2 separate regions of the Mus musculus genome follow, and region 1 is linked to region 2. A link is a loop called in an ENCODE intact Hi-C map of the cell type or tissue named here. Cell type or tissue: heart. All regions are shown on one strand. Links, peaks and the distances in the headings refer to the core of each region. The heading gives the core; the rest is flanking DNA. Region 1 holds the start of Med18 (mediator complex subunit 18). Region 2 has its middle 2.0 kb from the start of Eya3.

Region 1 (2,915 bases), core at 116-2,615, 170 kb after region 2:
TGTCAAGCCATGGGAGGAGGTGGCAGAAAGAAGAACAAAGTGGCAGAGAAGCAAGCTGATTTCATGTGACAGCAAGGTGGAGCCCTGAGCTGATACAAGCTGCCCAGACTGACTGGGAACCAGGTACCCTTGCCTGAGGTAGTGACCTTTGGGGAAATGTTAAGGAGGGAGGGGTCCTGAAAGATTAAGGGTGCCTCACTCTATGTCCCTTATGTGTTTGGCATATGTACAGAGTTCAATAAGTACTTGTTGAATTTAAAATCCTTATCTATCTATCTATCTATCTATCTATCTATCTATCTATCTAATGTATATGTGTGCCTAGATATATGTGTACCATGTATGTCCTTTAGCATGGATGCCAGATGAGGGTGTCAGATCCCTTGGAACTAGAGTGGCAGGTGGTTGTGAGTCACATGATATGGGTGTTAGGGCTGAACCCAGGTCCTCTGAATAACAGCAAGTGCTCTAAACTGCTTAGCCATCTTCCCAGCCCCTAGTTATTTATTTATATTTTGTGTTATGAGTGTTTTTGCAAGTGTGTATGCATGTCTACCACACGGATGCAGTGACTGATGTAGTCAGACAAGGTAATAGAGCCCCTGGAAAGGAAATTATAAATGGTTGTTAGCCACTATGTGGGAGTTTGGGACCTCTGAGAGAGCAGCAGGGGCTATTAACTGCTCAGCCATCTCTCTAGCCCTTATTAATTAACTTATTTATTTATTTATTTATTTATTTATTTATTAAAAACCTCACAATATTGTTTAAGCGTTGAATGGCTCTGCTGGAGAGATCCTTACCACAGCTTCCCAAGGTTCTCAGATTTGAACTGTGCCTGGTCCCATGTATTTAAAGTTATGGTATGCACTGTAAATTGAACAAGTTTGCTGTTGTTTTGTATTAAACTTATGGCCTTGCACATGTCAGACAAGGCTCTAGCACTGAGCTGTTTCTCCAGACCCTTGAAAGCACACAAAATATTGTTCCTGCTGAGGTCTATATATAAATACACAACGCTGTGGTTAGCGTTTCCGATTTACAACATACCCCTTCCTTTTCTTTTTCTTTAATTTAATTTTTAACTTATTCATTTTACATCTCTTTCACTGCCAGCCCCGCCACCTCCGCCTCCCTTCTTTTTCAATGTGACTCTCCTTCCTCGCTCCCCCCAGTGGCTGAGTTCAAAATTTAAATATGGTATCCAATCGGCTTTATGAGATCTGATCAAAACATCCAGGTCGTCGAAGCTGAAAAAAAAAAAAAAAAAAAAAAAAACGTATCCTAGAGCTGTCCTATGACAGTCACCTTCCACGGTACCACTCTAGACTAGGACCCCAAAGCAACAGCAGCCCCGAACCTTGCGCGTGCGCTCTTGCACACCGGTGCCAGAAGGCGGGCGCGTTCCTTGCCCTCTCGGCACCCTTACTTTTCGGGGCGGTAGCGGAGAAGTTTCCTGTCCCTCAGCTTCCTACCGGAAGTGCTGAAGGGAGAGTTTGGCGGTTTCTCTGGCTCTGCGCTGGCGGCATTTGGGGGTGCGGATTGCGGGTGTGCACGCGTGGATTTAATTCCAGCTTTACAAGGATCTGTAGCGCGGACGGAGACGTGTTGCTAGTGTAAGTGCACACGTGTCCCGGCTGCCCGCGTGGGAGGACCGGGACAGTCACTCTAACTTCATATTTCCCGCCTGGCTCATTTGCAGAGGCGTTCTCATAAAGGCAGAACCAGTTCTAGTTACATCGCTCGTGTGCCCTGGGGCCTTTCCCTGAGTCTGCATGGCCTCCGCATAGAGTGAAGGGTGGACAAGGTCCTTAGGTCTCCCTCGGATCTTTTCTTTTGTTTTTTCTTTGAGACAGTCTCACTGTGATGCCCTAATTGGCCGGGATTTGCTATATAGACCAGTCTAGCCCGAAGCTGCAGCCGTCCTTCTAACTCTGTCCCCAAGTATTGAGATTACAGATGTTCCCCCCAACACAGCCGGTTTTTATTTCTTTATGTTTGGAAACGAGGCCTCTCAGTGTAGCCCAGTGTAGTTACCATTTTTGAATATGAATGTCGGTTTCTTTCGAGCCAGGTAGTGGGTGGGGGAGACGAGGGCTGTGGGGTTAAACACCCTTGGTCTTATTTTAAACGAGACAGTAGGTTTCGGAACAAGAGGTTACATAGCTGCCTCGAGATTACATAGAAAAACGTTTATAAGGTTCAGAACTTGATACTAGATGGCTATTCCGTATCTCCGGAGCTAGAACCCCTCTTATTCCCGAGTCACCCGTTCTTGGAACCGGCTGTATAAGCAGATGTGCAAAGTTAAGACTGAATGAGCTTTGGTTTCAAGGCCACTGCCGCAGCAAACAGGGTATGGACAAGTGTGACTTTTCCAGGTGGATCCTGTGCTTCTCCGGTTGGAAGATCTGTTTGCAGTTCTGTTGTCTTGAACCTAATTAGAGGCATCATGGAGGCGCCTCCAGTCACCATGATGCCCGTCACTGGGGGCACCATTAACATGATGGAGTACCTCCTGCAGGGTAAGTCAGCCAAGGAGCTTGTGTTACCAAGTTTTCAGTTTTTTCTGGCTAGAGCAAGTTGAGATGACTTATAGGCAACTGTAGGGTTCCTGTAACTGTGTTTAAAAGAGGGTGGGTGGGAAGATGGCTCAATGGCCAGAAACTCACTCTGTAGACCCTTCTGGCTGCAGGGGCCTGGGATTATAGATATTTACCACTATTGTCCTATTGTCTGTTCTCTCTCTCTCTCTCCCTCTCTCCCTCTCTCTCTCCCTCCCTCCCTTGCTCTTTCTTTCTTTCTTTCTTTCTTTCCTCTATTTTTGTTTGTCTCCGTATAGTTCTCGCTGTCTATAGACCAGGCTGGCCTCGAACTCAGAATTCAGAGGTCCATCTGCTCTGTCTCCCAAGTGC
Region 2 (2,915 bases), core at 181-2,680:
TGTTTTTGTTTTGGTGTGTGTGGGGGTGGTTTTTTGTTGTTGTTTTTCCAAGAAAAGTTTTTCTCTATGGACCTTGGCCTAGAATTCCCTCTAAAGATCAGACTGGGCTCGAAATCAAGAGATCCACCTTCTTAGCTCAGAAACATTTTTTAATGCTTCATTAATTCTAAAATACAACTCAAGTGTGGACGAGGAATGGAGTTGAAGACAGGCTTTGTATAGTTGTCAGTGTATTCAATTCCATTCATGTTTGAAGGGAAAGACCCTCAAGAAAAAAAGACCCAGGCTGGTGAGATGGCTCAGTGGGTAAGAGCACCGGACCGCTTTTCCGAAGGTCCAAAGTTCAAATCCCAGCAACCACATGGTGGCTCACAACCACCCGTAATGAGATCTGACTCCCTCTTCTGGAGTGTCTGAAGACAGCTACAGTGTACTTACATATAATAAATAAATAAATCTTTAAAAAAAAGAAAAAAAGACCCAGAATTACAAATATTAGATTAACCCACAAAGTTTAAAAAACAAAAACCTAGCTTTTCAATACAAATAAAAATAAAAGATTTTTATTAACTGCTTCTATTTCAACAATTTTCTAAGCAACTACTTTTTGGGGAGCGAGCATCTTAACTGCTCTTTCTCACACATCACACCTACTTAGCACAATCAGTAGATGCTGTCTTCAAAGTCTTTGCAGAATCGGACCATTTTCCACCTGTGTTGGTATGAACCACAGTCAGTATGTAATTCTGAGGGTCCCATTCATGTTTGCTACCCTATACTCAATACAGAAGAGAGCCTCCCGTGAAAGCCTTAATCAGATCGTGTGCTTCTTCCAATGGCTCTGTCTCAGTGTGAACACTAAAATCCTTACATCACCTACAGGACTCAGAAGACTTTACTCTTCGAGTAGAACTCTAACCTACTTTGTCCTACCTTCCTTCCACTTACAACAGACTGGCCTCTGCTGTTCTCCCAGCCTGCAGGCAGGCTCTGGTGCTGTCTGCTTTCTACTCCCTCTACCTAGAGTACTTTTCCCTGAGACAGCTCTTTCTTTCACCTTGTCACCCCCTTTACATCTTCGAATGAGCCTTCTCACTGAGACCGCCTCTGACGCCTCTGATGCTGTGCTAGAACAGGAGCGATTGTCTCCCTTGTACTTTCCTACCCCCTGATAATTGTTCTCATGACGTTTGTCCAATCAGTTTCTTGGGGGGTTGGCGTACGGTCTCCCCACCAGAATATAAGTTCTGCAAGGGCTTGGATTTGGGTTTGGAGGAGTGGTTGATTGGTTGGTTAGTTGGGATTTTGTTTTTTGGTTTTTTGGTTTTTTTTTTTTGGTTTGGTTTTTGTTTTGTGTTTTTGAGATAAGGTCTCTTGTGTCCCAACTAGATTTGTGGTTGAGAATGGATTTGAACTCCTGATTCCTCTGCTTTCTTCTCTCAGGTACTAGAATCACAGGTGTGAGTCTGTGCCCTACTGGCATGTTTTTTTTTTTTTTTTTTTTGGGGGGGTGTATTTTAGCAATGTTTAGCAATATGTTACTATGTAACATATGTTACATAGTAAACAGTCAATTCATGAAAGCATAGATTAATTGCTCATTGGTTTGTTTTTTGTTTGTTTTTTTTTTTTTTTGACTGACATGAACCACCAGCTCCACCAGAGGGAGCCCACAAACAATGTGATGTCCCCAGACACTCTTCCCAAAGTACACACTGGACATACACATCAATCCTATGCTTATTAGCAATTACAAAACAACGCTCTAGGGCCGACAGGATGCCTCAGCAGGTAAAGATACTTGCCTCCATACTCGGTGGCCTGGTTTCAATCCCTAAGACCCACATGGCGGGAGTAAATAACCAGTTTCTGCAAGCTGTTCTCCCTATCCCCTCTCCCCCATACAAGCTGTACTTAGACTCATACACATATACATGGGTAAATCGATAATGTAAAAAAAAGTCTGTTTTTGTAGTATATATATAGACATATGTACATATATGTATACAGTTTTACTATGTAGCCCTGGCTGTCCTGGAACTCTCTATGTAGACCAGGCTGGCTTCAAACTCACAAAGATCTGCCTGCCTCTGCCTCTCTACTGCTAAGATAAAAGACATTCCCCACCACTCCCAGTCTTTGGCATCTTTTAAGGAAAGAAATTCTTGCTCCTTACTGGTCTCATTTGACCAGTCTTTCCCAACTCTCTCTCAGTTTGCATGCCTAGCCTCCTCTCACATAGTGACCTCTAGCTGGAGCCATCTTGCTTTGTATTTGTTTGTGTGTTTTGAGGTCATGGTAGCACAAGCCTGTAATTCCAGTACTGCAGAGGCAGAGACAGGAGGACTGTTCCAAGTTGGAGGTCAGCCCAGTCTCAGTACTGAGACCTTGTCTCAAAAACAAACGTATAAAAACCCAAAAACTATAGGGCTTGACGTAGAGTCTTACAAGTACACACAGAAACTACAACTGAGTTCACTCTATAGATGAGGTATTGTATCAGGGAAGAATTAAGAGACTTGCTTGAGGTCACATGACTAGCAAACAACAAAACTGGGGATGGTGATGCATGCCTGTAATCCCAGCACTCAGGAGGTTGGGGCAGGAGGGTGGTGAGTTCAAAGCCAACCTGGACTACACAGCCAGGCCCTGCTTCAGCAACCCACAGAGCAGCAGTTGCCAGTGGAGCCTCTACCATGCAACCCATCCAAAGTGTTGCTTTTCCCTTTTCCACGTTTTTAGTCTTTTTCTTTCTTTTAGATAATTGCCTGTGTTCCCTGATGCTCTGTGCTTTCCTAGTCTTCTTGCTAAGCAACCCTCCCAGGGCCCAGCTCTCTGTCATGGCTGACCTCTGCACCTAACTCAAAAGGCACCTTTCTCTGCTCTGTCTCCCTCCTCCTTGGGGCTGCCAAGAC

Evidence for each region. Hi-C counts contacts between places; a loop is a spot of excess contacts. Peaks named below come from ENCODE experiments on the same cell type or tissue, not always from the same donor. Only the 100,000 strongest peaks of a DNase experiment are listed, where the experiment ranks them.
Region 1: it touches region 2 in a loop (3-fold over the local background); 1 of 42 quality-filtered maps calls a loop at or near these places.

What each region holds. Positions count from the first base shown.
Region 1 is chr4:132,462,475-132,465,389 of GRCm38, reverse strand. Med18 (mediator complex subunit 18) reads left to right here and starts at 1,469. Exons shown (of 3, transcript NM_026039.3): 1 at 1,469-1,616; 2 at 2,382-2,525. The coding sequence starts at 2,453. In heart, for the core only: a CTCF peak has its summit at 1,175 (motif pointing left); a DNase peak (open chromatin) is centred at 1,419; H3K4me3 peaks cover 1,838 bases; H3K27ac peaks cover 1,816 bases.
Region 2 is chr4:132,635,549-132,638,463 of GRCm38, reverse strand. No RefSeq gene overlaps it. Among named protein-coding and RNA genes, the nearest start is that of Eya3, 2.0 kb to the left of the region's middle. In heart, for the core only: a CTCF peak has its summit at 1,671 (motif pointing right); no DNase peak of the experiment used is centred there; H3K4me3 peaks cover 58 bases.